Regions from separate parts of the Homo sapiens genome. Here region 2 is linked to region 1. A link is an interaction called in ENCODE POLR2A ChIA-PET data of the cell type or tissue named here. Cell type or tissue: Panc1. All regions are shown on one strand. Links, peaks and the distances in the headings refer to the core of each region. The heading gives the core; the rest is flanking DNA. Region 1 holds the start of EMC7 (ER membrane protein complex subunit 7). Region 2 overlaps KATNBL1 (katanin regulatory subunit B1 like 1).

Region 1 (5,316 bases), core at 317-5,316:
ACAGTGGAACACAAATAATATCAGAAATAATTAAAGAAAAAGCAAATATATTTATCATCCTAAGGTAAATATTTTACTTGAGAAAAATAACATAAAGTTTGCAATACAAAATTTAAAATTCATCCTTAAAAATGTACTCTACAAAATGTAGGCCTTATTGGATCCTGATTTGAAAGAACAATTATATAAAAAATATTTTTGAGAAAACTGAGGAAACATAAAAATGGGACTGTTAGATGATATTAAGGCATGATTATTTTGTTGAATCAATAATGGTAATGTGGTTTTTGTTTAAGTCCTTATTTTTTGGAGATACATAATAATGCTTTTACAAGTAAAATCCTATTATGCTTAGAACCATTTAAAAATATTTCAGAAAAAAATTAATGAGGTACACAAAAGACATGAAACAAAACAGTAGAATGCCATTCTATAAATGTTTGAAAATTTCTATAATAAAAAGTGCAAAAAAGTATAGAATATAATATTACTATGTAAACAAACAAACAAACAAAAACACATGAAAACCACCTGTCCAAAAACAGAGGACTGGTTAAATAAATTATGGCTTATATACATTGTGATGATAGCAAGAAATGGCATGAGGAGTCTTCAGGCCCAATTCCCTTTATCTCCATTAACTAAGTCCTAAGCCACCTCCAATAAGCACAAATGTAAGTCAAAACTGTGTGCTAGTTATGCAAAACAGCTACAATACAAATTACCTACCCCTTTTCCAATAAGATTATCACCATAAACTCCTCATATTAATTCTCCATCAATGTTTCTTTTTTTCCTGAGAGACGGGGTTTTGCTCTGTAGCCCAGGCTGGAACGCAATGGCATGATCACAGCTCACTACAGCCTCAACCGCCTCGGCTCAAGTGATCCTCCCACCTCAGCCTCCTGAGTAGCTTGGACTACAGGTGCACACCACCACTCCTGGCTAATTATTTATTTTTTGTAGAAATGGGGTCCCACTATGTTGCCCCAGCTGGTCTGAAACTCCTGGGCTCAAGCGATCCTTCCACCTCAGCCTCCCAAAGTAAGATTACAGGTATGAGCCACCGCGCCTGGAAATTCTCCATCAACCTTTCTACATACAAATAAAGAACATGAAATGGTATCAAAAGCTGTTCAAAAATATTAAGTGAAAAAGGCAGGATACAAACTACTACATGTTGTATTTTACTAGTAAAAACCTAAGTCATATGATTCCAAAAGAAGCTGGAAAAATGGTAGGCACCGTGGCTCACGCCTATAATCCCAAAAATGTGACAGGCTGAGGCAGAAATATCACTTGAGGCCAGGAGTTTGAGACCACACTGGGCAACATAGCAAGACCCTGTCTCTACAAAAAATTAAAAAATTAGCTGGACATGATGGTGTCCGCCTGTAGTCCTATCTACTGAGGAGGCTGAGACAGGAGGATCACTTGAGTACAGAAGTTCGAAGCTGCCATGAACTATGATCTCGCCACTGCACTCCAGGCTGAGTAACAGAAAAAGACCTTGTCTCAAAAAAATAAAAAGAAAGATACAATGAAACATTAAGGGTTGTTTTCCTACTTTGTTTCTAATATACTATTTTTAAACAGAAATTAAATGCTTTTTAAAAGAACTGTATACAGAAGAGTGGCCAAATGGTCAATTAAGGCTTATTCCTAAAGCTTAATGAGAACTTTATCATTAAAACATCATTAATTAGGGTAAACTCTAACGAATGCCCTAATGCCAGATTCTTAATGACAGACAGCAGTAAAATACTGGTTGTAAATTTGTCACTATTTATTAATCTGAGGTTGAATAACCACTCAAGGGCACTTAGATGATCTGAACAAATATGTAAATCAGATTTGGATTTAAATGTCTACATTTAAGTTGTCTGATTTTCAGATACCATTTGCTGGTGTACGAACCCACCAAAGGAAATACTTCCTAATTATTTGCTTTCAGTTTACAGTTTCACCTCCAAGTAAGGGTGGAAAGATTTAAAACAACATACGCGTGCCTAGACATTTCAAAAGCAGGCTGCTGCAAAACTAGTGCTAACAAATTCATCCTGTCTTTTAATATAGACAGAAAACCCACTTCCACTAATAGCATGAAAGGACAGAAGCAAGAAAGCAATGTAGAGGAACCCTAGTCTCACATAAATGACAAGTGTGATATAGCAAATCTCTCGATGAATTCAACTGTAAAAAAGAACAACGATCCCACCCCCAAGCAAAAAAAAAAAGAAAAAAAAAGTGCTTTGATTAGGGATTTCAGAGCCTATTAATTTTAGAAGCAGTAACATTAGCCTCCCAGTCTATGTCGTCACTAGAAGCCCTTTGGGTTTTGAGAATTCCCACTTGTGTCGCATCTTTCTACATAATAACAAGCTACCAAAAGACTGAAGTGAATGCAAAAAACGACTAGGTTCTAGGGAAACCAGATGAGATATAAAAGAATCCAACAAGAGACTAATAAGGGTCCACCTGTCCCCAGGGCCCAGGAATGATCGTCCCCACATGGGGCCAAAATAAGGTTGGAAATAACTGACTCCATGCTCTGACCATGGCAGGGGGTGAGCGCCTGCCATGCTCATTCCAGAGGTACAGGACCAGGAAAGGGAAAGCATCCGACTGCCTCCCAAGGTCTCCCGGCATAGACCGTTAGCGGCACCCTCCCCTTCAGTCTGAGACAGCGACGTTGTCCCGTCCTGACACTTAACTCTCCTGGTGGGGTCCCTGTCCGGCCTCCATCCCAGCCTTTTTCCCGCTGCCCTCAGGATGCTCACTTAAGGAAACCGACGTGCTCTTCTCCGTCTACCAGCACTCGGGCCGCCGAGATCCAGTCCTGAGGCTTCACCCCTGGAACAACTGCACGCCCCTCAATCTTGAAGCGATCTCCTATGCCGACCCCACTCCCTCCCGATCCCTCAGCAGCAGCCCCGGGCACCTCCGAGCTCTGGACATCCCCCGATAGCAGCAGCAGCAGCAGGACGGGAAAGAAGCCCCACAGAGCGGCCGCCATGACAGCAGCTCTGCACTCAGACCGGCAGCCCCGGAAGCCCTCCCAGTCTCCCGGCCGCCACCGCCGCCGCTGGCGGCTTGATGTTGTCATCACTGCGCGCCCGTTTCTGTCATAAGCTGTGGGATCCAACCAGAGGGAAGAGATCATGGCCGATCGACTAGCGAGGCGGAAGTAAGGCGGAAGTACTGCCCTTAACTCCCGGCACTCTGGATTGGAAGACGGCGCACAGAGCCTGTGTCAAGTGCCTATGAAGGGGACTGCCCATGAAGTGAAAGTCAAGTGTGTGTTGCTGCGGCAGCCACGGAGGCCAAGGACCTCACGGGAGTAAAAGATGACGAGACTGGCTTCGGGAGAAACACCATCCAGAAGAGACCTTTCAAAAAACTTCTAGAGACTCCCCAAGACGTATGAGATGAAAGGCTTCTTCTGTCTGTGTGCGTTTAACTCATTTCTCCTTAGCCCCGAGATTACGCGCTGCTGTGCCTGCGACTGCAGCGTTTACGCCGAGATAACTCGTGGATTACAGTGCCAACCTTACTCCCAAAGTTTGCCACGAAATATCTCGCTTCTGTTATTTTCGCATGGTTCTGGTATATTGACTTTTGAAACAAAAGACATCATTCTGTTTATAGCATTCTGTTTTTAGTAGTGGGATTTCCATCTACAAAATATAGTAATTCTCGATCGCTGAAATGTCAAATCCTAGAAAACGTAGCATTCCTATGCGTGATAGTAATACCGGTCTCGAACAGTTGTTGGCTGAAGATTCATTTGATGAATCTGATTTTTCGGAAATAGATGATTCTGATAATTTTTCGGATAGTGCTTTAGAAGCCGATAAGATCAGGCCTCTGTCCCATTTAGAATCTGATGGAAAGAGCTCTACATCAAGTGACTCAGGGCGCTCCATGAAATGGTCAGCTCGTGCTATGATTCCACGTCAAAGGTATGACTTTACCGGCACACCTGGCAGAAAAGTCGATGTCAGTGATATCACTGACCCATTGCAGTATTTTGAACTGTTCTTTACTGAGGAATTAGTTTCAAAAATTACTAGAGAAACAAATGCCCAAGCTGCCTTGTTGGCTTCAAAGCCACCGGGTCCGAAAGGATTTTCGCGAATGGATAAATGGAAAGACACTGACAATGACGAGCTCAAAGTCTTTTTTGCAGTAATGTTACTGCAAGGTATTGTGCAGAAACCTGAGCTGGAGATGTTTTGGTCAACAAGGCCTCTTTTGGATACACCTTATCTCAGGCAAATTATGACTGGTGAAAGATTTTTACTTTTGTTTCGGTGCCTGCATTTTGTCAACAATTCTTCTATATCTGCTGGTCAATCAAAGGCCCAGATTTCATTGCAGAAGATCAAACCTGTGTTCGACTTTCTTGTAAATAAATTTTCCACTGTATATACTCCAAACAGAAACATTGCAGTTGATGAATCACTGATGCTGTTCAAGGGGCCATTAGCTATGAAGCAGTACCTCCCGACAAAACGAGTACGATTTGGTCTGAAGCTATATGTACTTTGTGAAAGTCAGTCTGGTTATGTGTGGAATGCGCTTGTTCACACAGGGCCTGGCATGAATTTGAAAGATTCAGCGGATGGCCTGAAATCATCACGCATTGTTCTTACCTTGGTCAATGACCTTCTTGGCCAAGGGTATTGTGTCTTCCTCGATAACTTTAATATATCTCCCATGCTTTTCAGAGAATTACATCAAAATAGGACTGATGCAGTTGGGACAGCTCGTTTGAACAGAAAACAGATTCCAAATGATCTGAAAAAAAGGATTGCAAAGGGGACGACTGTAGCCAGATTCTGTGGTGAACTTATGGCACTGAAATGGTGTGACGGCAAGGAGGTGACAATGTTGTCAACATTCCACAATGATACTGTGATTGAAGTAAACAATAGAAATGGAAAGAAAACTAAAAGGCCACGTGTCATTGTGGATTATAACGAGAATATGGGAGCAGTGGACTCGGCTGATCAAATGCTTACTTCTTATCCATCTGAGCGCAAAAGACACAAGGTTTGGTATAAGAAATTCTTTCACCATCTTCTACACATTACAGTGCTGAACTCCTACATCCTGTTCAAGAAGGATAATCCTGAGCACACGATGAGCCATATAAACTTCAGACTGGCATTGATTGAAAGAATGCTGGAAAAGCATCACAAGCCAGGGCAGCAACATCTTCGAGGTCGTCCTTGCTCCGATGATGTCACACCTCTTCGTCTGTCTGGAAGACATTTCCCCAAGAGCATACCAGCAACGTCCGGGAAACAGAAT
Region 2 (5,381 bases), core at 301-5,300, 75 kb after region 1:
ATCACTGAATTATCAAGAATTATACTCAAAAACACTATAGGGAAATCAAAATGGAATGAGAAACGTGTTTACGTAACCTGGAGAAAGGCAAACAAAACAAAATAACAAACCAACAAATAAAACCAGGGAAACCAAAGAACAGAGAGAACAGAAAACAAAAAATAAACTGATAGACTTAAGCTCTGACATACTGATAACTGTATTATATGTAAATGGTCTAAAAGTCATTTAGTTAATTAAAAGCCAGAGATTGATGGAGTAAATTCAGAAACATGACCTAATTATACGTTGTCCACAAGAAACTCACTTCAAAAATAATGATGTAGGCATGCAGAAAGTAAAAGGAAGGGGGGAAAAAAGTATCATGCAAATACTAACTTTTTTTTTTTTCTTAATTCGCTTTGTCGCCCAGGTTGGAGTGAGTGGTGCGATCTCAGCTTACTGCAACCTCCGCCTCTCGCATTCAAGCGATTCTCCTGCCTGGATGGGACTATAGGTGCCTGCCATCACACCCAGCTAATTTTTCTATTTTTAGTCGAGATGGGGTTTCGCCACGTTAGCTAGGCTGGTCTTGAACTCCTGACCCCAAGTGATCCACCCACCTCAGCCTCCCAAAGTGCCGGGATTACAGGTATGAGCCACTGCGACTGGCCACAAATATTAACTTTTAAAAAGCAGGCCAGGTTGGTGGCTCATGCCTGTAATCCCAGCACTGTGGTAGGCTGACGAGGCAGGAGGATTGCCTGAGTGCAGGAGTTCAAGACCAGCCAGGGCAACATACTAAGATTCCATTACAATAAAAATAATACAAATGTAAAATAAGCAACACACACACACACACACACACACACACACACACACACACACACGCATATATAATATATATGTACATACAGGTTGAGTATCCCTTACCTGAAATCATGAAATGCTTGGAAGCAGAAGTGTTTTGGATCTTTTATTTTTTCAGATTTTGAAATATGTCCATTATATACTTACTGGTTACACACCCCAAATCCCAAATCCCAAATGCTTCAATAAGCATTCCGTTTGAGTGCTCAAAAAATTTCAGTGCTCAAAAAGCCTTGGATTTTGGACCATTTCAGATTTGGATTTTTAGATTTGGAATACTCAACCTGTATGTGTTTTTAAAGAATCTATAAAATCATTTTTTTCTCTAGATGACAACGTACATAGTCTGCACCCTTTCATATGGGAGACATGTTTATTTCTTCAGAGGCTAAAACAGTTTTCTAAAACTTTTTAAGAATGAAGGACTTGACACCATTAGTCATTATAAAATGCAAGTCGAAACTACTTGCAAACCTGTTGCACAAGCAATGAAATAAAACTTCGTAACCATTAGAATGGCTATACTAAAAAAGACAGACAATAACAATGTTGAGAAAGATGTGGAAGAACTGGATCCCTCACGCATTACTACGGGAATGTAAAAATACATTCAAACTTTGGAAAATGTATTTTCCAAATATTACTTGAACCCGGGAGGCGGAGGTTGCAGTGAGCCCAGATCACGCCATTGCACTCCAGCCTGGGTGAGAAAATGGCAGTTTCTTAAAATACTAAATACAGATTTATCATATGATCCAGCAACTCTACTCCTACATAAAAATGCAGAAGAAACAAAAACATATGTCCTGACAAAGATATGTATGCAAATGTTATAACCTTATTCACAATAGCCAAAAAGCAAAAAACAACCCAAATGTCCATCAACTGCTGAATGAATAAACGAAATGTGGTGTATCTGTATGGAATTTTATTCAGCATCAAAAAGGAATGAAGTGGCCAGGCGTGGTGGCTCACGCCTGTAATACCAACACTTTGGGAGGCGGAGGTGGGCAGGTCACCTGAGGTCAGGAGTTCGAAACCAGCCTGGCCAACATGGTGAAACCCCGTCTCAACTAAAAACAGAAAAAAAATAAGCTGGGCGTGGTGGCAGGCGCCTGTAATCCTAGCTACTTGGGAGGCTGAGGCAGGATAATTACTTGAACCCGGGAGGCGGAGTTTGCAGTGAGCCCAGATCACGCCATTGCACTCCAGCCTGGGTAAGAAGAGTGAAACTTCATCTCAAAAAAAAAAAGTAGTACCAATACATATACAACATGTTTGAATACTATGTTAAGTGAAAGAAGCCAAACATGAAAGACCACATATTATATGATTCAATTTAAATGAAAATGTCTATAAAAATAAAATTTATAGAGATAGAAAGCAGACTCGTGGTTGTCTTAGGCTAGGATGGGAGTGGGAATAATTGTATATATAGGCACAAGGTTTCTTTTTGGGATGATGGAAATGTTCTATAATTATACTGGGGTTGACAACTGCACAATTCTGTGTACACTTACAATATACTTACAATCAGTAAATTGTACATTTTGGTATGTACATTTAAGACAGGTGAATTTTATGGTATATAAATTATACTTCAATAAAGCTTTAAAGGGAGTGAAGGAAATCATAATTGTAATGGTAAAGTCTCATTGCAAAGGATTTATACACTACAAATTCCATTTTGTTTCATGTCTCATATATTTGACAGCACCTTTGTTGGGGCAACAATACAGGATTATCCCTTTTCCACCAAGAGCATTTGACAATGTAACTAAAACTACTTTAAAGCAATGGTCAGGCCTCTATGCGCTTTTGAAGTGCTATTTGATAATACACAAAAAAGTGAAGAATCTGAAATGGTATTAAGGGTTGAAGACAGTGATTATAGAAACTGGCAATTATCATTGCCTTTTAATGAAAAAAAGGAACAAAAGAAATAAGGTCTTAAGAGAATAAAAGATTGAGAAGAGGCCAATACACTAACTGTATATAACTATCCTGAACATTGGATATAGTGCATATTTTCTTAAAGACAATACAGTGTTTGCTAATACCCTTAGTGTATTGTCCTAAGAAGGTAGAAAAACAGAAGCATGTAGAAGGAATTGGAGGGATAAATTCTCTTTACATAGTAGCTGTCACCTACCAGAAAAATGAAAAGGGATCTTTCTATATAATCTACTACAATGGCTGCCAAATCAAAGGATTAAACAGCTCTAGGCTGGGAGCGGTGGCTCACACATGTAATCCCAGCACTTTGGGCGGCCGAGGTGGGTGGATCATTTGAGGTCAGGAGTTTGAGATGAGCCTGACCAACATAGTGAAATCCACTCTCTACTAAAAATATAAAACTAGCTGAGCATGGTGGTACACGCCTGTAATCCCAGCTACTTGGGAGGCTGAGGCAGGAGAATCACTTGAGCCCGCGAGGCAGAGGTTGCAGCGAGCCACTGTACTCCAGCCTGGGTGACAAGAGCAAAACTCTGTCTTAAAAAAAAAAAGGATTAAACAGCTCGAAGTGTTCACATACTCCACATCTACTTAAAATAATGAGAAAAACTCATCATACAGGAATGGAACACATCTAGACTTTTGTTTGTAACACCTTAAGTTATAGCTCAAGATCAAGTTAAGCTTTCTTTTTCCATTAATATACTACAATATATTTATCACTTACATTGTATTTAACTCTGTAATTTTACGAGGCAATTTCATTCCTCCTCTTGAAAATCAAAGCATAGTTGTGTACAAAGAAACTTTCTCCTCCAGTTACTACTACACAGTCATTCCCACTATGGCAAAGGGTATGTGTAGTTATCTCTCAAGAATCTTGAAGGTGAAAACAGTTTATAACCACTATAATACAATACATAAATAAGAAATAAAAGGGTTTTAGAACGTAAAAGCTTTAGTCTATTTTTTTTAACCCAGAGATGTCAAGTAACTAACCCAAAGACAGTTAATAGCAGATCACAGGACGTAGAATACATGCCATTCAACCACATTTCTATTTTCGTTAATTGAATTCAATTTGTTCTCAACTGGAATAAACATTTTCAATCCGAATAACCAACTTTAAACAGCGTATTGAAGCCAAATAAGATGACAGTACTAATTTTTCTGAGGAGATAACAACAGGTGGACAGGTGAACATAAGCTATAAGCTATCTACCATCCTTCCTTCATCTAACATGGGTAACCTTTTCCTCTCTTTTCTAAGGCCCACCAGGAGATTCATGGGGCCTTATCACAAGTTTTCCCATGAGGCAGCTACCATGTAAAAAATGAAAGGGAAGGGTGAACATGAACTTTTTTCTTCAAGAATTTCAATGGGCCGGGCGTGGTGGCTCTCACCTGTAATCTCAGCACTTTGGGAGGCCAAGGAGGGCAGATCACGAGGTCAGGAGATCGAGACCATCCTGGCTAACCCGGTGAAACCCTGTCTCTACTAAAAATACAAAAATTAGCCAGGTGTGGTGGTGGGCACTTGTAGTCCCAGCTACTTGGGAGGCTGAGGCAGGAGAATGGCATGAACCCAGGAGGCGGAGCTTGCAGTGAGCTGAGATCGTGCCACTGCACTCCAGCCTGGGCGACAGAGCAAGACTCTGTCTCAAAAAAAAAAAAAAAAAAAAAAGGATTTCACTGAAGGAGAGAAGAAGAGAAGGTAAACATGAGATTTTTCTGGGATAATCTTTAGGGCCTGTACGTACTGATTCCTTCCTCCTTTCCTCCTAAATTCAGTTGCCAGACTCTCAATATGTGCAGTATTTCCATAACCACAGTATTATCTGTAGTTATGTTTCAAAATGCAATACAGATCAGGTTAAAAAAAGAAGGTGATAAGAATGGATCTAAGAAAGCCAAGGCTGATCTCAATGGGACTGGTGCTTACAATGGAATATTAAAAAGACTATTTTCAAAGGCTGTTTTGTGAAGTGAAGCCAAGTCCAAAAATAATGGTTGTCTTAGCTCGTTTTGTGCTACTACAACAGAATAGCTGAGACTGGGTAATTTATAAAGAACAGAGGTTTATTTTGTTTAGTTCTAGAGGCTTGGAAGTCCAAGACTGAGGGGCCCATATCTAGCAAGGGCCTTTTTGCTTCCTCATCCCATGGTGGAAGGTAGAAGGGTAAGTGGGCAAAACAGAAAGCAAAAGGGCCAAAGTTACTTTTATAACAAACCCACTTTAACAATAATGAACCTGCTCCTATGATAAAAATATTAATCTATTCATGACAGAGCCCTCATGACCTAATCATCTCTTAACAGTCCCACCTCTCAACACTGTCACATAGGGGATTAAGTTTCCAACACGTGAACTCTGGAGCGCACATTGAAACCATAGCAATGGTATTTTTTTTTGTTTGTTTTTTAAGAGATAAAGTCTCATAGGTTGCCCAGGCTGGCCTCAAACTCCCGGACTCAAGAGATTCTCCCACTTCAGCCTCCAGAATAGCCAAGACTATAGGCACACAACATCCCACCTGGCAAGCAACAGTATTTTAAAAAGCAGAATAGAAAACTAA

What was found. Peaks named below come from ENCODE experiments on the same cell type or tissue, not always from the same donor. Only the 100,000 strongest peaks of a DNase experiment are listed, where the experiment ranks them.
Region 2: POLR2A ChIA-PET joins it to region 1 with 10 read pairs; 2 of 35 experiments call an interaction of 5 or more read pairs at or near these places.

The regions. Positions count from the first base shown.
Region 1 is chr15:34,098,824-34,104,139 of GRCh38, forward strand. It overlaps EMC7 (ER membrane protein complex subunit 7), which reads right to left and starts at 3,039. Exons shown (of 5, transcript NM_020154.3): 1 at 2,781-3,039. The coding sequence starts at 3,016. It overlaps PGBD4 (piggyBac transposable element derived 4), which reads left to right and starts at 3,260. Exons shown (of 1, transcript NM_152595.5): 1 at 3,260-5,316. The coding sequence starts at 3,709. RefSeq lists enhancers at 2,183-3,040, 2,650-3,349, 3,380-3,469. In Panc1, for the core only: no CTCF peak of the experiment used is centred there; a DNase peak (open chromatin) is centred at 3,158; H3K4me3 peaks cover 2,610 bases; H3K27ac peaks cover 2,386 bases.
Region 2 is chr15:34,174,289-34,179,669 of GRCh38, forward strand. The region is part of intron 1 of KATNBL1 (katanin regulatory subunit B1 like 1); the gene reads right to left. Among named protein-coding and RNA genes, the nearest start is that of KATNBL1, 33 kb to the right of the region's middle. In Panc1, for the core only: no CTCF peak of the experiment used is centred there; no DNase peak of the experiment used is centred there.